Linked DNA regions of Mus musculus: regions 1, 2, 3, 5 and 6 are each linked to region 4. A link is a loop called in an ENCODE intact Hi-C map of the cell type or tissue named here. Cell type or tissue: heart. All regions are shown on one strand.

Region 1 (4,000 bases), 460 kb after region 4:
TGCTATTTCCTAAGGGTAATTTTGATACTGTTATGAACTGTAATGTAAATTTCTGACATGCAGGATATCTGCTGTGAGATAACCTGTTAAAGGGTAGTTTGACCTACAGGGTGAGAAACTCTGCCTTAGCAATGACAACCTTGATGGAAAGAAAGAGCAGAATGCTCCTGGCTACTGACTCAAAGGGGTTGGAAAGCGATCCTGAGAGTGAATGCAGAAGTGCAGGACCCAGCTGGGGCGTGGTGGCACACGCCTTTAATCCCAGCACTCGGGAGGCAGAGGTAGGTGGATCTCTGAGTTTGAGGCCAGCCTGGCAGCTTGGTCTACAAAGTGAGTTCCAGGACAGCCAGGGCTACACAGAGAAACCTGTCTCAAGAAACCAAAAAAAGAAGAAGAAGAAGAAGAAGAAGAAGAAGAAGAAGAAGAAGAAGTAGTAGTAGTAGTAGTAGTGCAGGACCCTCTGGATGGGCAGATGGGTCAACCAAGAAGTCAGTCTTCATAGAACTCAGCACAGCTTTAACTCCTTCCTTAAAATCTCAATGAAACCCAGACAGACGTAGTCACATACATCTGTAAGTCACATACATATGCAATCCAAGCAGTTGGGAAACGGAGGCAGGAGGACATTATGAGGCCCAGTCAAAGTCAAAGTGTTATTCCTCAGTGGAATTGTTTTTTGTTGTATTTTTGTTGTTGTTGTTTTTTTTTTTTTTTTTTTTTTTTTTTTTTTTTTTGCAATTTCACACAATAGTTCTATTTTCTCATGATGAGAAATAGTAAAATCTGGGAGGATGAGGGAAGTCATTGTATTTAAAACACATTAAAATGTTACAAGAACTACAAGTAGAAAAACAAACAAAACCACCCCCTCCCCCCAACCAAAGACACCTGATGATGACCAACTAGGTCCAAATACATCCCAGACCTTTTTTTTTTTTTTTTTTTTTTTAAATTTGAGACAGTGTTTTACTATGTAGCTGTGACTGTCCTAGAACTTGCTATGTAGACTAGGTTGGCCTCCAACTCAGAGAGATTCTCTTGCCTCTGCTTCCCTTTTACAGTGCTGAAATCAAGGGTATGTGTCACCATGTCAAGTCTGGGTTGTTTGTTTTTGTTTGTTTGTTTGTTGTTTTTTTAAAAACAGGAACATTTAGCATGTGAAAAATTAGCATTATAAATAAGTGGATTGTTCAATAAATCATGTGTGTAGAATGAAAACCAGAAAAAGTTGTATAATATGCCTATATTCCAGGTGAATTACATATGTTACATATGTGGAAAATTAACTACTTAAAATAAAGGTGCAAATCTATGATATTTATTTTATACCTGATAATGTTAAAATATCCAAATACAAAAGCAATTAGAAGAAAACGTAAGAGAAACAGCAGCAGACTAAACTACATAAGAATCAAACACTTCTTTGTCAAAAATAACCCACAGTGCTGGGTTGGATGAAGTTCTGTTGGTAGGGAGCACGCCCTGAGCCTTGGATTCAATCCCCGGTACTTCATAAACCAGGCATATTGGCAAATGTCTGCCATCTCAGCAAGTGGGAGATGGAGGCAGGAGGTTTAGAATTCCAAATTCATGTTTGGCTACACAGTAAATTTGAGAGCAGGCTGGGATACATGAAATCCTGATTACAGTATAAATAAATAAAATCTACAAAAATTAAGTGCAAAAAGAAAATTGGAAAAAATCAAACCAAACCAAAGCAAAAAGACTTGTCACAAATGACAGACGAAAGAAATACCCAATCCTCATTAGAAAAATAGGGGAAAGAAAGCTGACAGATCACAGCAAGAAAAGTAGAAAAAAGCTAAGCAACTTGGAAAAAACATGTCCAGCTGTGCTGGGGATCAAAAATATGTACACGTGTGCAGCTATCGGATGGAAGACACAGGTTACAACCACGAGTCTGCTGAAAACATAGGAGGTGGTCTTTGCAAACCTGAAGAATGAGATTAGTAAAAAACAAAACAAAACAAAACAAAACAAAACAAAACAAAACGATTGCCATCTGTTGTCACTGTACCTTAAGGACTGTCATCGCCCATTGCGTGGTTCAGTACCACGGACAGCACACAGAGGAGCCGGGACTGTGTTTACCATGCCAGAGACGGTCTGTGGCTGCGCCTCCTTGAGGAGAAGATGGGAATAGCACAACCTAGGCCATCTTTGTGGAAAGACATAGTAGGGAGGAAGAAAGTGCCCCTGACACTTTCTGGGCACAGCTGACAGGACTTGATAAGTAGAAGTGGATCACAGAATGTCAGGAATGGGAGGGGTGGGGGTTTGGGGAAGAGATAATTCTCAGACATGCTCAGGGAAGTGCAAGCAATGCTTGCTGCCGAAGCACAGAGAAAGCAGACCAGTAAGAGGCCGGAGACAAATATGGAGAGGCAGACAGTGGCCAGATGATGAATGGTACTGTCTCCCATGCTAATCAGCCTAGAATCTATTCCTCAAGCGACTAGTTCTACAGAGGATAGACTTAGGATAGCAAGACGGTGAGAAGATAGGCCAGCGATTGGATACAATGTAACCTTTGGGTTACATTATAATAATGTAGCCTATCCTATGAACCAAGCTCCCTGTCTTGCTGCACAGTGCTCCGTGGAGCATTTATGGCTCCCATAAAGGGGTTTCCAGAGGAGGAATTCCCTTGGCTGGGCCTAGTGTATGGTTCAGCGCAAATAATAGCACCTCCTAAAGGCGGAAAGGGACATAACACTTCCTACCTTCGATCTTAGTCAAGCCAAGCTCCCTTTAGGAATTGCTCTGCAGCAGCTCCCAGTGGCTCAATGAGGAATGGCCTTGAGGGAGGCACACAGGACAATGGGACAGAGTGGCATTCCTACTCCATCAGCAGTTGTGGAGAGGGTAAAAGGAAGTAGGTTGTGGGGGGAATGTGGCAGGAACCCTAAATAGCTTCACATAGCTAAGAGGAAGCATGTTCTGGGGCAAAGGTGACAAGTACTGCAGTAGACAGGAGGACTTGTCTGAGCATGGAAGCTGTCCAGGCGTAGCCTCCTTGGACTGCAGACTGGGGCTCGGGGAGGATTCAGTTAGAGATACACTGACAAGTCTCTGTGGGGAAGGAGAATAGCAGAGGCACACAGAGTCATTGGTCAAGCAGCTGGATGAGGAGGCTGTGTTCTTGACGCTTCAGGGACCACCAACACATAAGGGACAGGAGAGAAGATCGAGTCTATCAGGGCAAGGAGAGACAGCAAAATAAGAGGTGAAGCAGGGGAGAGATTGCTCAGCCTGTACTGGGCTTGTTAAGCAAGCAGGAGGACCTGAGTTCAATTCCCAGGACCTCATAACAAGCCAGGTGTGGTAGTCTGTATGTGCTATCCCAGTGCTGGGGAAATGAAGACAGACGAACCCCCGGGGCGCACTGGTGAGCCACTGCAGCCTGCTTGGTGAGTTCTGTAACTTGAGACCTTGTGTTCAAAAAACAAAGTAGATGACAACTGATGAATGACATCTGAGCTGTCCTCTGATCTCCACACACATGTGTACATACGTGCATGGACATCTGTAGGCATACGCTCACCCCAACACATCCATGAGTGAAAAAAGGGGCAGAGGTGGGGCCACAGGAGCAAAGAGTTCAGGATGGCTCTAGAATGGAAGGAGCAATCAAGAAGGAGGCTCAGGATGGCAAGGCTTGGCAGAGGTGTGGTGAGGCGTAACCGGGGTGTGGTAGGGGTGCGACAGGGGTGAGGCAGGATATGGCTCCAGTGAAGAATAGGGAGGGAGGGTCGGAAAGTTGTGATGACCAGCAGAGCCCTCTCCTTTAGGCAGAAGGAGCCGGAGTGAGGGAGACCTGGAGGCCGAGAGGGACTGAATGATGCAGCCACGTGATGGAGAATGTAGCAAGAGTGACCCAGGCATGGAATGAAGGACTCTAGTGACTATTTTCTAGTCTATTAATTTTTTTCTTTTGGGCCAGGGCATCACTATATAGATGGCCCACGCTGGCCTCAAA
Region 2 (4,000 bases), 81 kb after region 4:
AGCACCACCCACAATGGGCTGGGCCCTTCCTTATCAATCACTGAGAACCTCACCTGCAGCCTCGCCAGCCCACATGTAATACAAATGAATGTCTCCTGTACTTTGTCAGCTGCTGTCCACTTACCTTTTATTCTGAGACTGTCTCTTGTTGGTCTGGAACTTGTCAGTTATAGTAGGTTGACCAGCGAGGGGTTATAACCATGATTCACAACACCAGGATGCTTTTAAAAGGTGGGCTCTGGGGCTTGAACTTGGGACTCAACTTTGTAAGGTAAACATTTTAACTGACCTACCATCTCAGCCCAAAATTTGCATACTGATCAGTGTGGGAGTTTGACCAGCTCTGTTTCCAACTTGGCCCATTTATTTCTCCTTTAAAATATCTGGTGCTTCTCTGCTCCTGGGAGGTTACCATTTTGATTAGTGGGGATACCTGCTCAGGAAAGCACAGAACTCCTGGACTCAAGTGATCCTCCTGCCTCAGCCTCCAGAGTAGCTGGTGTGTGCCACTGAGCCTGGCTCAAATTTTGCATGCCCAAGTGTGGAGAGCCGTGAGCAATTGCCATCATGAGCCTCTGCTGTGCCTAACTGGTAAACAAGTAATGTGCGCAGGTGCAAGAGTAAATTCGTGCCAAGTCACTGCCTATCCCGGGGCGTAGTAATGGGATGATGAGTGAGCAGCTAATCAGGAGCTGACACGTCACATGGAGGGGTATATAAGCAGCATCATTTTCCTTGTTCGGGGTTCTTCTTCTTTGGCCTATGCAATCAATGCTCTCCCAATAAACGTGTGCAGAAGGATCCTGTTGCAGCGTCGTTCTTCCTGGCCAGTTGAGCGCGTGCAAGACCCAAGTCTAAACTCCCAGTTTACTTATATGAGTAAATTTGGAGATAGGGTCTCTACAGAAGTGATTCAGGAAAGATGATGTCACCACTTAATTCAATTTTCCTGGTATAAGAGGATTGGGAGGCAGAGGGGGACCCTGTGAGGATAAAGGGAGGAAAGAGCAAATGCCAGCCCAAGAGACAGGCTTCAGTGGGGCCAACTCTTCGGACCCCAAGATATCCAACCTGCAAAACGGGAAGAGAATGAGTCTGTGGTGATGATCACAGTGGTCCACGCTGCCTGCTGAGAGCTGTTCTGTGGATTAAGTAAAAAACTGGGGCCAGTGCAGGGAGGCCTCATGGGATTCCTCTATGACAAAATGCCAGCCATTGTGCCTCTCCCATTTGGGACCCAAAGTGGAATTATCTGATTCCCAGTGGAATTAGAGGGGCTTTATAATGTTATATGACAGACTTTTTCTAGGGAGACGTAACACACACACACACACACACACACACGTGTGCCCACTCACCTCAGAAAGGGAATCTACAACAGACCAAATCAAGGGCCATACCAAATTGCAATCTGGTGAACCAATGAGTTTTTTATTGGGGTCACTTACAAGACAGATGCCATCACTGAAAACTCAGACCATCTAGATGAGTAGCAGGCAGCTCCACCTTCTGAGAAATCTTGCAGTTTCAGCTGACCAGTCTCTTCCCCAAGCAGCTGTTTCCTAATGCTATAAAGCTGAGGAGGGGCCTTTCACAATCTTCTAACTTGCCATTTCTCCAGACATGTGATGCTGTTTTACCTCTGGAATCTCCTGAGCCTCTACCTCCTCCTGCCTCAGCCTCCCAAGTGCTGGGATTGCAGGTGTATTACCAAGCCAGAATACTTGTTTATCTCGTTAAATCTTTTTAGAACAGGGTACAAAGGGCCGCTGAGAAGGCTCAAGTGGGTAAAGGTGCCTGGTGATCGGACTTACATGGTAGACGGAGAGAACTGGCTCAAGTAAGTTGTCTTTTGACCATCACAATAATTGACAAATAGATGTTTCAAATACTAGTATAGTGGCATAAAGTTTACAAAGGCAGCAACTTAAGAACCAGCCGGCTATTTAACAATCAGCATTAGGTGCCTGGACAGCAGCTCGAGTGTTCAGTAGGCTCTCATAAACACAATCTCGAAGACTAAGTGCTATAATAAAGCGCCTGTAATGTTTTAATAACTTCCTCTTTGAACCGTTCATTTATGACTGACTGTGTCCTGAGTGTGGAATAGGTTACTGCCTGGACCTTCCGGACCCCTACCCGCAGAATGCGTGCTCCTTCATCCACTCATCCATCCCTGGCAAGTCACGTCTTTCCCTGAGGCCCCGCCCACCACACAGCAGCCGCCACGCTTGTGATCGCGGACCACTGTTCCCTCTCCCCGCGTGGGTCAGAAAACGGCGTGCAAGCTCAGCCGGGACACCGGAAGACGCCTGATGCGTCCCTCCGAGCATGCGCGGAGGGCAGCGGGCGCCACTAGGGGGCACTGCGGATCCCGTGGGGGAGGGGCGCGCCGCCGCGCGGGACCACGTGCGCACCACGTGGCGCCCGGCAGTCCGGGGGCTGTGGTAGGGTCGTCCAGGCAGCCATCCCACAGCCCGCGTGGGTGGCGGAAGCCGTTCTCTCCGTCTGCGCCCCGGTGCCCACTGACCTCTGACCTCCGACCTCACTGACTTAGGGTTACCCCTCGCCGCCGGTCGCGCGGTGTGTTTATAAACAGAACTCCCGGTGGGAGCGAAACCGCGGATCGCTGGATTCAGACCCAGGGGAACGGAGCCTCCGCACATGCGCACCGACGGTTGCATACGCGCATGCGCAGAGGATGGGTAGCGGCGGGTGCCTGTCCCCGCCCAGTGCGTCCTTACGCAGTGCCGGCGACTCTTCTGGGAAGTGCGGCCCGGAAGGGGCACTAGTCAGGATCCTGCCTACCTTTTTTGACCATAGTGTCTCCAGTGGACACTGTGAACTGGCAGCTGAGGACGGTGAAGAATCCGATGAGTGCAGCACAAGGAACGACGCTCATGTTACATGTGTTTTATTTCAAAAGTGGGAGGGAATTAACATTATGCGATGAGCCTTGAGGACGTTGTGCAAAAAAGGAGGCACACACCTGTAATCTAGTAGCTCGGGATGCTGAGGCAGGATGGCAAGACCAGACATATCCTGTGAGAACTTGCTTATATGAGGTTCCTGGAGTGGTAAAAGTCAGAAAGTAGGAAAGAGACCTCAGGGATTCGGAAGGAGAAAATGAAAGTGTTTAACACCTGCGAAGTGCCTTGAGTTCTGGGACTGGGTGTTGGTGTTGGTTGAACATTGTGAATGTGCTTTGTGCCACGAGACTGTGCTCAGAATCGGTTAAGGTGTCCCGGCCGTGGCTTAGTGAAGAGAGTGCTTCCTTAGTGTGCACTCCAAGACTGCATAAAGCAGGTGGTGCATGCCTGCAATCCCAGCCTTTGGGGGACAGAAGCACAAGGGTCATTAAGTTAAAGGCTAGATTGGACTATAGCAAGAGACATTGTGAAGTGTCTTGCATGTATTTCATTTCTTAGGTTGGGTCTTGTGGATACCATGCGTTCTTTCTGGGAGCTAAGCGGACATTGGTCTGTTCACTTTGTGACTCCAGCCAGCTCTAACCAGCACCAGGTTTCAGGCCCTGTTAGATTAAGTCTCTTATGTCCCTGACATTAGCCTAGGGAAGCAGCCATCCTTCTCTGTCTTCTCTGGTATGTGTCCATTTTATAAACACATGTCCCTGGTTGCTAAACACTAGGTATTTTGCAAGGAAGCAGGTGACCCACACAGGTAAGGAGTCTCCTCTGCACGGACTTTCTTTCTACTCTGGTGGAGGGCATTGTTGATGAATACAGAAAAATGTCAAGCGGCTACTGTTAGAAGAAAGGGTGATTTTAATATTTTAATTGAGCTTTTTTTTTTTGGTTTTTCAAGACAGGGTTTCTCTGTGTAGCCCTGGCTGTCCTGGAACTCACTCTGTAGACCAGGCTGGCCTCGAACTCAGAAATCTGCCTGCCTCTGCCTCCCGAGTGCTGGGATTAAAGGCGTGCGCCACCATGCCCGGCTTAATTGAGCTTTTATTCACTCACTTTGCATGTGTGTGCCTTCC
Region 3 (4,000 bases), 130 kb after region 4:
TACATATCTATCGTTTGGCTACTATTTATTCATCTGTCATCCGTCTACTTATAATCTACCATCTATCTATAATGTATAGTCTATCATCTATAATCTATCCATCTATCATCAACATCTATCTCTACTCCATGTATGTATCCGTCATCCTTCTCGCCAGCCTGGTCATGGTGTTTCACCACAGCAAAGTAACCCAACTAAGACAGCATACATACTTTCCAATTAAACAATTGATGAAAGCATTTAGGTAAGGTGAATTAGGCAGGAATATTAGGTAGGTAGACCTCCTTCAGCTTCCATTTTGGTCTTCCACAATCCCACCCTAACTCTAACTTCCAAGCCATGCTGCTGTCTACAGTTCTGCTACCTTCTGGAATGCTTTTCCTGACTCTAAATGTTCTTGACCAAACACACCTCACTTTAGTCAACCTTGCCCCAGACCAACTTGTAAGTAATTAGACCAGAAGATCTAGGGCTGTGTTAGCTTTCTGGCACTGCGATTAAAACACCTAGAACAAGAAACGTACAAGGAGGAAAAGTCTATTTTGACTCACAGTTTCAGAGACTTCAGGCCATAGTTGCCTGGCCTTGTTATCCTGGGCTGTGGCGACACAGTACATGGCAGCCAGAGCACATGCTGGAGGAAGTCAGCTCGCCTCACGGCAATTGGGCAACAGAGAGGGAAGGGCGCAGGTGTGTGTGTGTGTGTGTGTGTGTGTGTGTGTGTGTGTGTGTACAGTCCTCCTCAAGGGCATGTTCTCCAATGACCTAACTTTATCCTGTTTGTCCCGAAGTCCTAAAGTTGCCACCAATTCCCAACAGCCTCGTCAGCTGAGGACCAAGCCAGCCTGGGATCTTTCTTTCCTTTTTTTTTTTTTTATTAAAGGATTTATTTATTTATTTATTGGTTTTCTGAGACAGGGTTTCTCTGTGTAGCCCTGGCTGTCCTGGAACTCACTCTGTAGACCAGGCTGGCCTTGAACTCAGAAATCTGCCTGTCTCTGCTTCCCGAGTGCTGGGATTAAAGGCGTGCGCCACCACTGCCCAGCTGGGATCTTTCTTTCCTGATGGTCAGTCGTCACTTGGATTGTTTTAGAGGCAGACATGGATTCCGGGCAGCAATCACCTTGCCTAAGTTGAGGCAGTAGGAAAACACTATAAGTCTCATTCCGATCCAAACCTCACATCTGTCTTCCGATTTGGGGCCATTTTGGGCCGGAAGGAGTAGTGGAGAGGGTGAGACCCGGTGGGATTCCTATGCTTGCTCCCCTGGCTTCCCGAGCAAGTAGCTACAGGCAAAAGTGAGAACGAGAGAATGAGAGGCAAACTCGTGGCTTCTGATGCTGTTCTGTCCTGCCCAGGCCAGTGGAGCAAATAGTTCAATAGTTAAAGTTGCACACTATCCCATTCTCTTTTCTTCCTACTTGAGAGCCCAGTCGTGGCACTGTCTGAGCCTGGCTTCTTGGAGAAGCCAAAGCAAAGACGCACAGAACTGAAGAACGTGAAATTCTAGCCGCAGCATCATCATGGCTAACTGTGTGACCCCAGGAGTGTCACCACCCTCTCTGGACCTCCTTTTCTTTAAGTTTGTGAGGTCATTCCACGGTCTATGGCATGGGCCGAGACGTGAGGCTGGGCAACTGACAAGAAGTGACCACAAGGTGGCAGTAGAAGCCTGAGATTTATTCTGTTGACGACACTTGGCCAGATTTATGTGAAGGGCAGTTTCAGGGGCTAAGGTGTGGGGCCACCACTTAGGGAGAGTTGGGACGCTGGAGGGGCTGGGATCAGAGCAGCCTCTGGCTCACCTCCATGATGTCTCAAGGTAACTTGATCTCTTTGTGGCTAGATGTGCCTTGTGCCTCAAGTACATGAATGGACATTGGGCTCTGTGTGTGTGTATGTGTATTTTGTAAGTTTTTTTGTTTTTTTGAGACAAGGGTTCTCTGTGTAGCCCTGGCTGACCTGGAACTCACACTGTAGATGAGGCTGGCCTTGAACTCACAGAGATCTACCTGCCTCTGTTTCCAGAGTGCTGGGATTAAAGGTGTGTACAACCACCACCTGGCTATTTTGTAAGTTTTAAAAAATAACATACTTAAAAAAATAAGTTAAGACTGTTATGGTAGAGCCTTTAATTCCAGCATTTGGGAGGCCGGAAGAAGAAGAAAAAGAGGAGGAGGAGGGGGAGGAGAAGGAAGAAGAAGAGGAAGATAAGAAGGAAGAGAGCTGGACAACACAATTGTCTTCTGGTCTCTATTTCTCCGGCACACAGCGTGCACACACACACACACACACACACACACACACACAGAGTCTGAGCCAACCATTTTTTTGTTACTGCTGTTGCTAGTCCCTAAACAATGCTGTCTAGCAACCGTTTACACAGACTTGACCTTGCATTAGTCTAAGTAATATAAAGAATACTGCAAGTGCGTGGGAAGATGGACATGGGTTCTCTACAAGCACCATCACATCTATACAGGGCCTACGTATCCACACAATGTTCGCCGAGGGTCCCAGAACTGAAGCTCCAGGCATCCCAAGGGCGACTGTATTACTGGGATTTAAATACATCGAGGAGGATGCATTTGTGGGCGATCTTGAGCTTAGCCAGGCTCAAGGACATCTGCGTAAAGGAACAAATGTCCAAATGATGCTACTTAGAGAGAAGTCCCTAGGCCAGGAAGATGGCTCAGTGGGCAGAGCTCATGTAAAGTCAACATGATAGTGCATACCTGGAATCCCAGCACTTCTAAGGCAAGATGGAAGGTGAAGGAAGGCAAGAGAATTCCTGGAAACATATGGGCAGGGTAGCCTGGTGTACACAGCGGGGCAAACAAGAGACCTGGGCTCCACCAAGGGGCAAGGACATGATTGACAGCTGAGCTTTTCCTCTGACCTCCACTCATGTGTCATGGTAAGCATGCACCCCTACTCACAGGAACACACACACACACACACACACACACAGTGTACACACACAGATAAAAAGTAAAAATAAAATACAGTACCTAAAAAAAACATCCCTTCAAGGGTAAATTTTCCGGTCTTGAAAGTCACTTTAAGATGAAGCAACGTGAGACTTAGTCTGTCCCTCAACGAGGGCAAACAAGCTAAATAGACTTTTCTAAAGTGCTGCTGGGACTCTGTCATTGCTATTCGGCTTGTCACACAGCTCTGTCAAGAAGCCTAAATTTAGATGGTTCCTTGTTCGGAAACCAGGACATTCCGTTTTTGTCCGAAAAGCAATGACACAGAATTGAATCCTGTTCAGTTGCTGTTAATTCATAAGACATTTGGATCCAGCTGAAGAAATAGAGATGTTAATTGCATTGTTATTTATAGTAGCGTAAATTAGAAAAAAAATCTAAGTGGTAAAAAAGGAGAAAATAAACTGTGGTGTAGTTAATCAAGGAATATTATGTGAACATTAAGAAGGATGGTCAGGCCGGGCATGCCTTTAATCCCAGCACTTGGGAGGCAGAGGCAGGTGGATTTCTGAGTTTGAGGCCACCCTGGCCTACAAAGTGAGTTCCAGGACAGTCAGGGCTACACAGAGAAACCTTGTCTTGAAACACCCCCCCCCCCAAAAAAAAGGGATGGTCATGGGGTTGGGAGATAGATTAGTCAGTGCCTTAGAATCCACATTGAGAAGAACCAGACAGGACTACTAATGCATGCTTGTAGTGCAATGATGACCACTGACCAGCCGACCTAGTCAAAAAACAGCCATCCCAGGTTCTAGTGCGAGACCCTGTCCCTAAAAATAAAAGAGTATTACTTTAAGGAGCAACATCTGAGATTGACCTCTGCCCCCGACCCCCCCCCCCATAAATAATATTAATAGTAACAATAATAACATTGAAAATAAAACCATAGGTTATTTATGGTGATCTATGCCTTACATGCAATTCTAGTACTTGAGAGGCTGATGCAGAGGCTGATATATGTTTCTATATATTTATATCTATATCTACATTTATATCTACATCTAAGTTTA
Region 4 (4,000 bases):
AGAGCATGCTAATTACAAAGAAAGGAGTCAAATGGCTCCGCTTGTGCCAATTATGTGCAACGCCGAGGCCTCAGCGCCTCTGACACAGACAAAAGTCACACGGGAGCTGCTGCATGAAATGATGTGTGTGTGTGTGCGGTTGAGGTCATAATGCATGAAGCCCCACACCACACAATCTCGGCATGGCGGTACATGCCTGCAGTCCTAGCACTTGGGGGACAGGAGGCCATCCTTGGGTACGTAAGTTTGAGGCAAGCCTTGGCTACATGAGACCTTTTTACAGAAACAAAACGAAACGAAACCAGCTCTCTAATGGCTCTGGAACACCACAAAGTACTGTGACACTGCATGTCACCTGGGGAAGCTCCCAGGCATCTCCTGTGGGTTACTGTGGGTTTATGTGAAGCACGGAGTCTGCCCAGGCTCCCAGGGCCTCACCTGCCAGCCCTTGTCGGCAGTCCTGTAGTAAGGGTAATGTTTGGTGATGTGGGCGTAGATGCCACTTAGTGTTAGCTGCCTGTCCTGGGCTGAGGAGATGGCCTGCACGATCAGCTGCGCATAGGAGTACGGTGGCTTCGACTCGTCCTGGAGGGCAGAGTTCACATAAAACAGCGATTGGGGAGCAGGACAGAATCCCCCCACCCAGGCCACCCAAGCCCAATGCAGACCAAAGTGGCTGCTGCATTAAGTCACCCTGGAGGCCCGCCTCATCCATCCCATGCTCGCTGAACGATGGGACAATAGACGGACTGCGTCTGGTCCCAGCCGTTGGACCTTGATTTTAAGGTTAACCTGGGTTATGGTTGAGACCTTGTTTCAAAAACCCCAAACAACAACAAAAAGAATTCAGAATAGTGCCTCTGGCCAGGTGTACATGCGGTCGCAGCATGTCTGAGTATTAGGCTGGCCTCAGCTACTGGAGTCTCTCAAAAAAGCAGTAAGCAAAATCAAGGGCCTGGGGAAATGCTAAGTGCATAAAGAGCCTGCCTGCCGTGCAAGCATCAAGACCCGAGTTTGGATCCCTGGCACCCGTGAGAAATAAAAGACCTGATGTTACTGTAATCCCAGTGACTCACTGGCTGCCTGACGTCTACAGGGGAAGCGCCAGGTACAGTGAGACTCTGCCTCAAAAGATACGGTGGAAAAGAGCTGAGAAAGACACGGTGTGGGCTAGCACTGCTGCACACATGCAAGTGTGTGCAAACAGACACATGGAGGAAGGAAAGGAACAGAAGACACCCCAAGTCCCACGTCACTGGAGAGAAATCAGGTTTTGAACCACTGAATCCTGGAGTCTCTCACTCCCCCCCCCGGCATACTGTCAGCCACCAGACAGAAAGGAACAAAGACACAGTTATTAAAAAAAAAAAATTGTCGTTGATCTGGTGGCACAGGCCAATTATCCTAACTATTGAGGAGGTGGAGGCAGGACAGTCACAAGTTCAAAACCAGCTGGGGCTACTTAGTGAGACTCTACCCCAAAATAAAAAGCAAAAAGAGGGTTGGTGGTATAGGCTCTGAAGACTCACTCCTGGGTCTGATTCCCAGTACCATCAAAAGAGGGTGGTGAGTGGCACAGGCGGTGTCGCACACCTTTAATCTCCGCATGTGGGAAGTGGATCTGTGAGTTCAAGGCCAGCCTGGTCTACAGAGCAAGTGCCAAAACAGCCAGGGTGACACAGAGAAACCTGTCTTGAAAAACGTAAAGAACAGGGTGGGTAGAAAAGACAGACAAATGTGTCATTTGTCTTAAAGACTATTAAACTCTGAAAATGTCTCACTAGCGGTGGACAGAACAAGAAGTCCTGGGTTGGGGAGAGGACTCCAGCTCACTGCAATGGCAAAGCTCACGTCTGGGAACTGACATAGGTAGACGGATCCTTCAATGCAGCCATGTGCTGCAACCTTGAATACCCCAGCGGAGCCACCCTCAGGACCCTTGCTTTAGAGTCTTGGTCCCCACAGCATGTCTGAGGTCAGACCTTGGGGCTGTCTCCGCCAGACGCATCTGCTTGCTGCTCGGAGGCGGCCTTCGCAGCAAACTCTGCGGCCAGCTGAAGGTCGGAGGTCACATTCTGGACAAAGCGATAACTGGATGACCCAGCCCCTCGAGGACTTGCTGGACAGGAGTTGGGGACACTAAAGAGAAGAAAAAAACACAGTCAGTCTGAGACCCTGGGAGGAAGGGCTCTGGGTGAGAACCCTGTCTCCAAATCACCACGGATGATGGGTGGAGGTGTTATTTCTGCCCTACTGGCAACAACACTGGGCGATCAGCTTCAGGAAGCTGGAGAAACACAACCAAAGGACCCAAGAGAGGGCAGACAAGCTTTACTCCTCTGAGGCCAAGGCCAAAGCTGTAGGTAGCCGAGTCCCCAGGCCAAGAGGTTCTAATAAGCAAGAAAGGAGTAGCCTCAGCTGCTTCAGCAAAGGCACGCTGCTCTGGCTGTGAAAGCATGGCTAGCATAAAAGTGACCACAAGATGGCGCTCCGAGAACAGGCTTGGATGGCAAGTAACTCCACAAGAGGGAATTTGAAACAGATGCTGTGGAGGGGAGTGGGGTGGCGGTGAGGCGGGTTGTGGGGAGGTCTGCTGGCTGGCAGAAGAGGAAGCACATAGATTTCTCAGCCCTGGGCCATCAGCTCCACTGTGACCTACCACCGCTAGGGCAGCGCAGCTGTGGGCTGTGCATAAGAGAACCCGGCCAGCAGCACCTGGAACCCAGGGCTTTGGCTGGTTGGCTGATGAGTGAGCTAAGTGAATAGGAGAGGTTCTAGTAGGCCCATTAGATGGCTCAGCATGGGAAGATGACTGCTGCCAACGCAGGCCACCTGAGTCCAACCCTGGGGATCCACATGGCGGAAGAATCTGAGTGCCCCCCCACCCCACCAGGCTGTCCTCTGACCTCCACATGTAAACTGTGGTGCAGACAGGAGGCACACTCCTGCGTGCACGTGCGCGCACACACCCCCCCACACCCCAAATAAATACAATGCAACATAAAAGTTAAAAAATAAAACCTTTCAAATAAGGAAAAGTAACCCAACTCTGAAGCCGGTGGGGGCCTTGTTACTGTTCTGTACCCTGCCTCTGCCCTCACCCAGGAAGCCTGTCACATCATCCCACCAACACTGTGGCTGCAAATGACAAGTGTCAGGCCACCGCTCTCTGGCATGGCTGCCCTCTGCCTGCATAGTGTCCCTCAGGCCTGGGGTGTGACCCTGTGGGTGGCTGCTGGTCCATCTCCCTCTTCCTGAGAGCTGCTCAGGTCTCAGCAAGGTCAACAAAAGCTTGCTGAGGCCTGGTGGCAGGATGGACTCCTTCTGGGGTCACGACCCTTCTGTAGGAAGGAGGGGTGCACACCACATAGAACCCTAAAGTCTCTAGTTTAAGCGTTCATGTTCTCTTCACCTTCTGACCACCTCAAAAACCTGGTAATTTCTGTTGGTAATTTCTGGTGGCCTCCTCCCCGCCTCGTGTCCGCAGGCCCAGCCAAGGCTTGGCTACACAGAGAGTCCGGTGGGCAAGCTGAGAGGCCTTGCCTAGAGCAGGGAGACCATGAATTTCTCTGTGGTTCTTTTTCTTTTTAAAGGGGGGTCTTGATATGTAGCTCAGGCTGTTCTCAAACGCACCATCCTCCTGCCGCATTCTTCTGAGTGTATCGCACGTCTGGCTTGAATTTGATTCTCTTTTCCTATCATGAAGCCTAGGATGGACGGGAACGCCCAGCATGGCCGTGTGTGTGTGTGTGTGTGTGTGTGTGTGTGTGTGTGTGTGTGTGTGTGTGTGTGTGTGTGTGTGTGTGTCCTAGGCATGCACACCACACCAGTCTGAATTTAATTCTGAATCTAAAATATAATCCCGATTTTACTCCAGTGTCCACACATGCAAAATCAGTTTTCTCTGTGCATAGCACTCCTTGAATGTCAGCACGCAGGAGGCAGAGGCAAGCAGATCTCTGTGAGTTCGAGGCCAGTCAACGCATGACAGTAAGACCCT
Region 5 (4,000 bases), 1.6 Mb after region 4:
AAGGTCTTCTCCTATCTGTTAATCCACTATGGTAACGGCCCAGCCAGTGGAAAGTCTCTTAGTTGGTTCCCTCAACTTAACAATCAAGATTAACCAAAGCAGACCCCACTCCTCTATTCTGCTGTGACACTGAGAACAAACCTTGGCTGGAGTCTGACACGTGTGGAATGAGGAGGTCACACGTGGCTGATGGATGGTGCTGCTCAGGCTTCCGTGGGAATGAGGACAGAGGGCAAGCCTGGAACCTGCATAGCCTCAGACTCTCTCCCTCCAGTCTTCTGAATGTGAAGGTGCTGGTGATCCTGGGACTCTGCATTTCTTGGAAATATGGATGTGGGTGGGGTGTGGGGGATGTTCATGTCATGCAGGTGTGTGGAGATCAAAGACAACATCGGGTATCATTTCTTAGGCACTTCCCACCTTGTTTTATTGAGACAGGGTCTCTCACTGTTCCTGAAACTTGCCAATTGAGCTAAACTGGCTGCTCTATCTCTACCTCCCCAATGCAGGATTAGAAGTGTTCCCCATGATGCCCTGCTTTTTATATGAGGTCTAGAAATCAAACTTAGGTCCTCATGCCTGTGAGGCAAGTGCTTTATTGACTGAGCTATCATCTCCCCAGCCCCAGAATCCAGGTCTCTAATAGGCATCTGGGAGGTGCTGCCTATCGATGGAGCTCTCACTACAAGCCTGTCCTGGAACATGAAGCCAGCCAGCCCAAGCAGAAGGGTCAGAGGACCAGAAAAGGCTTAGACAGCATTCTCAAAGCAGTCTTTGGTCCTAGGCCTGCCTGGCTGAGCCAGGCTTTAAACATAAACAATACAGGGCTGGAGAGATAACTCAGAAGTTAAGAACATTGCCTGCTCTTCCAGGGGTCCTGAGTCAGTTCCCAACAACCACATGGTGCATGGTGGCTCACAACCATCTGTAATGGGATCTGATGCCCTTTTCTGGCATGCAGGTGTACATGAAGATAGAGCACTCAGACATGAAAAACATAAATTACAACACACACACACATACACACACACACACACACACACACACACAAGCAGTACAGTCGAGGGAGAGGCCTAATAGTCACAGAGTACCCAGTTCTCAACCTGGTATTAATAGATACAGTAATGGTGGGCAGTGTCCTCTCTCCTCAGGCTCCCAAGCTTCGGTTTCTCCAGCTGCCCAGTGAAATGGTTTAGTGAAACTAGCTAGGGGGTCTCTAAATTCTGCCGGCTTCGCACGCCATTACAGAGCTTACACAAATGTCCCTCCAGACCTTCCCAGGCCTCAGAGTCCCACCTGTCAGTTCATGGTGGACAGAGACTTGCAAGGGCCAAAGTCACAATCAGTTAGTGGTGTAAAATAAGGATAAGAAGTTAGGTTGTGCCCCTGCCTGGCCTACACTGGGCACAGGCAGGTATGGCCCTGTGATGTGCAGGAAAACAGGAGCGTCAGGACATCCCCAGAGAATAGGTGTTGACTTTATAGCCAAAGAGAGGGCTGAGACATGGACAAAAGGGTTAGTTATAACCACAAATAAAACATAGATAGATAGATAGATAGATAGATAGATAGATAGATAGATAAACTCTGCTTCATTAGGGCAGGGTGTGAGAAAAAAAGGAAGTTCTGGACTTTCCCTGGCTATTGGAATATTTTATTTTATTTTATTTTATTTTATTTTATTTAGTTATTTGATATATATGATGAGTACAATGTAGCTATCTTCAGACACACCAGAAGAGGGCATCAGATCCCATTACAGATGGTTGTGAGCCACCATGTGGTTGTTAGGAATTGAACTCAGGACTTCTGGAAGAACAATCAGTGCTCTTAACCTCTGAGCCATCTCTCCAACCCTGTTGGAATATATTCTAGATTTCAGTTATATCGGCTGGAGGCTGGATAGGACAACCTAGCCTGAGAAATACCTGGAGGGGGCTCCTGAGGCTTGAAGCCTGAATTGTAAGCTAAGCCCTAGCACAAGTAGCTGGACTAGGCCCCTGGGAGAGATGGGGATGGGACAGGTTTGCTCCCCCAGAGCCAGCTGAGGACTACTGTTCAATCTGGGAGGTTTGCTGATGTTGATGAATGGCCCTGTGCAGCTGGTCTTTCAGGAGGCCTAGGCCGAATCTGATGGGTGGTGGCTGGATGATGCCAGAGAGTCTCAGCCTCATTGTTCCCCACTTATACAGAGAGAGAGGTGGGGGTAGACTCTGTAGCGTTCTCATCTACAGCTGTCTAGCCCAGTGCTTAAGATGCTGGTCACACCTGTCAGGTTCTGGGGGAGCAAACCTAGGTAGGTGCTAATGAGAACAAACAGCAGGCTGCAAGCAGAACTCAGAAAAGATTTCTCCCAGTGCCCAGGACACAACAGAGCTTAGCAGTTTCTGTGTGTGGCGTGAGCGACCTCTGGTGGTTATAAATAGAATTTCAACCAGCGACTCCCCAACTCCTCCAAGGTTCTCTAGGGGAAAGTTGGGCCACCAGTGAGGGGAGCAGGAATTTCGCTGGTGCCTGAGGACCTGGCAAGGATGCCTAGGTGTGAGACCACATCCTCTCCCAGTCAGAAGGCTATTCATTCATTTACTCATTCATTCCTCCAGCATTTACTGAGTGCCCAGCATGAGGGATAGCTGGAAGAACATCATGACAGAACGTGCACCTAAGAGAGAATGGGAAATGAGTGTGTACATAGTAGGTACTTTTTCAGGATGGCAAGATGATCAGTAAGTACAGACTCCTCCTGCCAAGCCTGAAGACCTGAGATTAATCCCTAAGACATACATGGTCAAAGAACAGAACAAACTCCCAAAAGTTGTCCTCTGACATCCACATGAGCTCTGGAGCACGTGAACGCAGATCTACACATGCAGACAGTGTTTTATTGTCAGAAAGATGATACTCTCAAGCCTGGCATGGTGGCAGAACTGTGTAACCTCAGCACTCTGGGGACTGAGGCAGGAGGATCATGAATCAACTAAACCAAAAATGTCCAGGCCTCAGGAAAGGGACAAGAAGCCTGGACTGGAAAGGACAAGGAGACGAGGCTCAAAGGCAAGTGAGTCACCATCTGAGAAAGGGAAACCATTTGCTATGTGTCCCACAGAGATCAAAGTGGCAAACACATGGTATATTCATCCCTGGGCCCTGAAACATCTCAGTGCCCAGCCAGCATTGCCAGGAACAGGCCGTCCCCTCTGCCCAGGTCACTTGCAGCCCCAGCATGGGTAGGATCTGCTGGCCTCCATCCCCAGCTCTGCCCAGAGGCCTGGTTCTCAGAATACTCCACTGGTTCATGGAAACAACCCAGTATCAGCTCTTCTGAACAAGAGGACCTGGATTTTCACCATCTCCCAGTGTACAGCGATGCTTCCGGGCACTGCCTCAAGTGGGTGTCACGTTCTCGACGTCACCAGTTGTCACCATCTCACGGGACTAGGAAAGAGCTCGAGTACAACCTGTTCCTACGACTAGTTGGTGGCAGAGATCAGGGAGACCAGGGAATACTTGATTCCCTGTGATGTCACCATGTGTGTGATGTGGCCTTAACCTCAAGGCAGAGATTCATAGTAGACAGATATTCTGCACAGCAGCAAGTTAACTGTTGACTGAAAAAAGAAAAAGTAAAATACAACTTTGCTGTTAGAAAACCGCACAGAAGCTAAACCTGGAAGTGCAGGCTTAATTACTATTCCAGCTACATCTAAGGTAGGAGGATTACAAACATCTTCCTGGGCTGCACAGTGAGTTCAAAGCCACCCCAGACCACTACATGAGACCCTAACTCAAAGCTTTAAAGCGAAGGCTGGCATGATGCCTTAGTGTGTAAAGGTACATGCCACCAAGCTGATGATCTAAATTAGATCCTAGAAGCTACATGGGAGATGGAGAAGACCAACTCCTGAAAGCTGTCTGCTGATGTCCATATGCATGCTGTGAGTGCTCTCCCCACCCCTAAATAAATATTGAAAACTAAAATGAAGAGCTAGTGAGATGAAAG
Region 6 (4,000 bases), 1.2 Mb after region 4:
CGGATGTCACTCATCGTTAACAAGACTCTGCGGTGCAGACTCAGATAGGAATCAGCTCATGTTTAATCAGTGCAATAGGACGCGCTGGGCGTTCTTTGAAGCCACAGTGGCTTACGGCTCAACTTTAAAGGTTTTTCCAGTGCTCCGATAAAATTTTAAAAAAGAAGAAAGAAAAAAAAAAGCAAGAAAAGAAAAGAAAAATGCAACACACAACACACAAGGCGCTTTCTCCAGCTTCTCAGCTACTCGGTATCTGCGCGCTCCGATTGCAACGCGGATTAGAAACACACCGCATTAACCCCTTAACTGCCTCCAGACCTAGCGACCCGCAGTCCTGGCCAGGTGATTCAGAGAGTAGGGAGCCCTAAATGCTCGCCAAGTTCCAAGCACTGCGCCGAGGAGCACCCACAACCCCGAGGTGACTCCATGCCACAACCACAAAGTCTACCTCAGGGAATCCACCCCAGGTGGCGCGCACCCCAAGAGTCCACCCCAAAGATGCTCATTCAATACAGCACTCATCTATAGAATCCATCCAAAGTGTGAGCACCCAGGGATCCGCTCAGGGTTGTCTACTCCAATACTATCTATCCATCCCCAATGTACACCCCAAAGATATCTATCCCTAGCCCACTCAAAGCTGAATATACCCCCACAGGAGTGTCAACCTTAAAATCCACCATGTGTATTCATATAATCTAGGAAATGATCACTCAGTCTATCCCAGGAGTGTGAATTCTAAAATTTCATGCTCCCAAGGCCTAGCCCAGATGTGTCCATCTCTAAAGTCCACCCCAGGGATGTTCAATCCTAATACAGTCTATCCCAGGTGATGCCCACTCCAAGACTCCAGTGTGCACCTCCACAGCCCAGCCAAGGGGTATGCATCCATAGTTCACCCCAGAGGTGTCACCCCAAGACTGTGTAACTCTCTATAGCTCAGCCCTGAGGTATCTACCTGCAAAGTCACCTCAGTGATGTCCACCCCTAATATAGTTCACCCCAAAGGTGTCACCCCAAGACTTTGCAGCCCTGAAACTCAGTCCAAAGGTATCCACTCATAACATAGCCCATCCCAGATGGTGCCCACAAAGTATACCACAGGGTGTCACCCCTCAAGCTCAGCTCATAGGTGTCCACTTGCAAAGTCACCTCAGAGATGTCCAGTCATAATGCATACCAAGTGGTGCCCACAAAATTCACCCAAAGGTGTCACCCAAGATTGTGTACCCCTAAACCTCAGCCCAGAAGTATATTACTTGCAAAGTCACCTCAGGGGTTTCCACTCATATAGTACATCCCAAAGGTGTGACCCTAAGACTACACAGCCCTGAAACTCAGCCCAGATATACCCACTCACAACATAGTCTATCCCAGGTAGCACCCACAAAGTACACTGCGGGTTGTCACCCCAAGATTGTGCACCCCTGAAGCCCAGCCCATAGGTGTCCACTTGCAAAGTCACCTCAGAGATGTCCACTCATAATACAGACCAGGTGGAGCCCACAAAGTCCACCCCTGGGGTGTCACCTCTGGCGGCGCGCGCTTCAGGAGTCCACCCCGGGACTGCGCACCCCTAAAGCCCACCCCGGGAGGCACCCACAAAGTCCACCTCGGGGGTGTCTCGGCGGTCAGGCCCGCACCTACCTTGCGCCAGCGCCCGCAGCAAGTGCAGCTGGAGCAACAGCAGCGCCCACCACCCGCGGCCCGGCCTCAACTTTGCCGCCCGCCGGCCCGCGCCCGGCCCGGGGGTCCTGGGCGCTGCGCGCAGCCCTGGGCACTCGGGGTCGCAGTGGTGACCGGTCCGGCTCCTCCGCGGCCGCCCGGGCCCCGCTCGCTCAGGGGGCGCCGCGACTCCGCCGCCCGCCACCGAGGGCCGGGCGCGGGCCATGCCGCGGAGCCGCCACCCCCGGGCGCCGCGGGACGGGCAGGGCGGGCGGGAGCGCGCAGACCCGCTGAGGCAGCGGCGAGCGCCGAGGGGCGGCGTCCGGGCTCCGATGAGCAGCGAGCCGGGTCGAGGAGAAGTTGTCAGCGAGCGAGGAAATGCCCAGCACGTCGCCCCCGCTCCTCGCAGCCGCACAGCGCCGGCCCCGCAGCGCTCTGTGAGGGGAGCTGAGCAGAACGCCTCTGCCGCCGCCTCTGCCGCCGCCGCCCCCGCCCGGCGCTGAGGAGAAAGTGCGCCCGCCCGCGCGCCGGCTCTCGCCTCGGCCGCCGCGACCGCCGCGCCCCATTCACAGCCCGGCCGCACGCGCCGCCCGCGCCCGCCACCCGCATCTGATTGGCCGAGCCCGGCGGCTCTCGCGCCTGGGACCCGCCCCCACGGCGCTCGCTTGTTTTCAAACTCGCCGCGCCCGCCCGCTTGCAATTTCGTGCCCGGGCCCAGAGCGACTTCCCGCGCCCGCTGCGCCCCCTAGGGACCCGCGGCGGGGATTGCAGCCGGCGCGCCGTCTCGGCACGCGCTTCCCCGGCGGGCTTGTCTGCGGGGCGTGCTCAGGCGGGGCGGTGCCTGCTCCCTTGCCGGGAGACCCCAGGGGCTGAGCTGCACGTCCCGCGGGTGGGACGACACCAGGTGTGGCGGCCCCCTGGCACCGCAGTCCCTACTGAGCCCGAGGGACTAGGGATCGGAGGGCCAGTGGGCACGCCCCTCCATGCGTCCCGGGAGCCTTCCTGCTTCCAGCCAGGGACTCTGATGCTGGGGTGGTTCCGAGCCAAGTTGCTGTCATTGCAAAGGAGAAAGGCGCGCGATCGAGTTTTCAATTCCCAGCAATCAGAAGCACCGTGGGGCGCAAAGACGCAACCTATTCTGAGGAGTGGACATGGCTTTGGAAGAAGTGTCCAAGGTCATGCGTGGCCAGCAGGACCACAGTACAGGGTACTTCCCGCTGTGCGTGGGAGGATTTGGAGGAAGGACCTGCAGCGTCAAGGATCGGACATCCCAGGGCCTGGGGAGTCTGCAGGGGTGGAGAGGTCGGGATGGGCGCGGACCCTCAGCAGCATGTGGTAACCATTAGCTGAGTTTATAGGGTGAACTAAGCACGCTGGAGCCTAGAGGCTGGGACTTTTGTGAGAGGGAAACTGGAGAGAGAGGCGGGTAACAGTCCAGTCTTGCGTTTTTAGGAGTTATCGGAGAGCTTGTGATGGAGTTTGAGTGAGGTCATATATGACTAGAAGGCCAAAGAGACAGCGAGTGTGCCCTGCCAGGGGCTGGCTCCCTAGGAAGTGTGTTGTGTCAGCTTACAAGTACTTGTGATTGATGATTGTCCCTGCTAACAAAAAGCCCCAGGCAAGGGGCTGAGACTCGTGAGTTAGCGCTAATTCCTGTTTGCAGAGTCCCTGTACTGAGCTGCCTCTTGACACATCTGCCTGTGTTAACAGTTAAGGAAAAGTGGGGAAACTGACGCCCAGATAAAATTGGTGGGTTATGAGCTCTATCTGAAGACCCAGTCTCTGCCTTTTGCCCTTTCCTACACATGCTATGAAAAAGCAAAGGAATAAAAACTGCATCTAAAATATTCACTGTTCTCTGGGGCGGGGGAGGGGGGGTGCGGGGGGAGGCAGGGCTTCTAAATGGGCAATGGTTGCTAGGTAAAAGAAGTGTCCCCTCAGCGATGGCACCCCGAGAACAAGTGGATTCTGGCAGGAGTGGAGGAAGGTGGTATTTGTAAATTTCTGTTGCCAACTATGTGGATTTCTACAAGCTTACAGGCTTATGTAAATGCCAAGAGAACGATAAATGAGCAATGTCTGCTGTGCTAGGGGGTGGGGCACGACGCGGGGACACTGGACTCTGGGAGGGTCCAGGCAGCATCACCTCCCCCACCAAACTGCTGTCACTGGTGTTTACAAACGTGAAGTGACCTCTAAGGTCAAGGGTGCAAATCTTGCCCTCTCCTCCTTTAAGCACCCCTGCCTTGCTCAGAGATGGAGGGTGGAGTGGGGGCAGGGGCAGGGCGAGGTTGAGTATGTACCTGCGAAGCAGTTTTATCTGACCTGGTGGGCT

What was found. A loop is a pair of places that touch in the nucleus more often than their neighbours do. Peaks named below come from ENCODE experiments on the same cell type or tissue, not always from the same donor. Only the 100,000 strongest peaks of a DNase experiment are listed, where the experiment ranks them.
Region 1: a loop joins it to region 4, with 32 times the contacts of the local background. A loop is called at or near these places in 6 of 42 quality-filtered maps.
Region 2: it touches region 4 in a loop (6-fold over the local background); 29 of 42 quality-filtered maps call a loop at or near these places.
Region 3: it touches region 4 in a loop (11-fold over the local background); 9 of 42 quality-filtered maps call a loop at or near these places.
Region 5: it touches region 4 in a loop (5-fold over the local background); 14 of 42 quality-filtered maps call a loop at or near these places.
Region 6: it touches region 4 in a loop (4-fold over the local background); 5 of 42 quality-filtered maps call a loop at or near these places.

What each region holds. Positions count from the first base shown.
Region 1 is chr5:141,983,308-141,987,307 of GRCm38, reverse strand. All of the region lies in intron 14 of Sdk1 (sidekick cell adhesion molecule 1), which reads right to left. Among named protein-coding and RNA genes, the nearest start is that of Gm52792, 150 kb to the left of the region's middle. In heart, a CTCF peak has its summit at 2,140; a DNase peak (open chromatin) is centred at 2,117.
Region 2 is chr5:142,366,094-142,370,093 of GRCm38, reverse strand. It overlaps Gm31068 (a long non-coding RNA gene), which reads right to left. Exons shown (of 2, transcript XR_377177.3): 2 at 2,894-3,069. Among named protein-coding and RNA genes, the nearest start is that of Gm31068, 2.4 kb to the right of the region's middle. In heart, CTCF peaks have their summits at 2,109 and 2,319 (motif pointing right); a DNase peak (open chromatin) is centred at 2,743; H3K4me3 peaks cover 2,027 bases; H3K27ac peaks cover 2,015 bases.
Region 3 is chr5:142,317,150-142,321,149 of GRCm38, reverse strand. No RefSeq gene overlaps it. Among named protein-coding and RNA genes, the nearest start is that of Gm30998, 44 kb to the left of the region's middle. In heart, CTCF peaks have their summits at 1,442 and 1,649 (motif pointing right); a DNase peak (open chromatin) is centred at 1,649.
Region 4 is chr5:142,446,826-142,450,825 of GRCm38, reverse strand. It overlaps Foxk1 (forkhead box K1), which reads right to left. Exons shown (of 9, transcript NM_199068.2): 3 at 1,983-2,139; 4 at 439-585. Among named protein-coding and RNA genes, the nearest start is that of Ap5z1, 15 kb to the left of the region's middle. In heart, a CTCF peak has its summit at 2,486 (motif pointing right); DNase peaks (open chromatin) are centred at 1,965 and 2,535; H3K4me3 peaks cover 616 bases; H3K27ac peaks cover 1,092 bases.
Region 5 is chr5:140,845,778-140,849,777 of GRCm38, reverse strand. No RefSeq gene overlaps it. Among named protein-coding and RNA genes, the nearest start is that of Gm30804, 5.0 kb to the left of the region's middle. In heart, a CTCF peak has its summit at 2,410 (motif pointing left); no DNase peak of the experiment used is centred here.
Region 6 is chr5:141,239,740-141,243,739 of GRCm38, reverse strand. It overlaps Sdk1 (sidekick cell adhesion molecule 1), which reads right to left and starts at 2,206. Exons shown (of 45, transcript NM_177879.5): 1 at 1,648-2,206. The coding sequence starts at 1,891. In heart, CTCF peaks have their summits at 2,216 and 2,422; a DNase peak (open chromatin) is centred at 2,359; H3K4me3 peaks cover 4,000 bases; H3K27ac peaks cover 2,967 bases; H3K27me3 peaks cover 641 bases.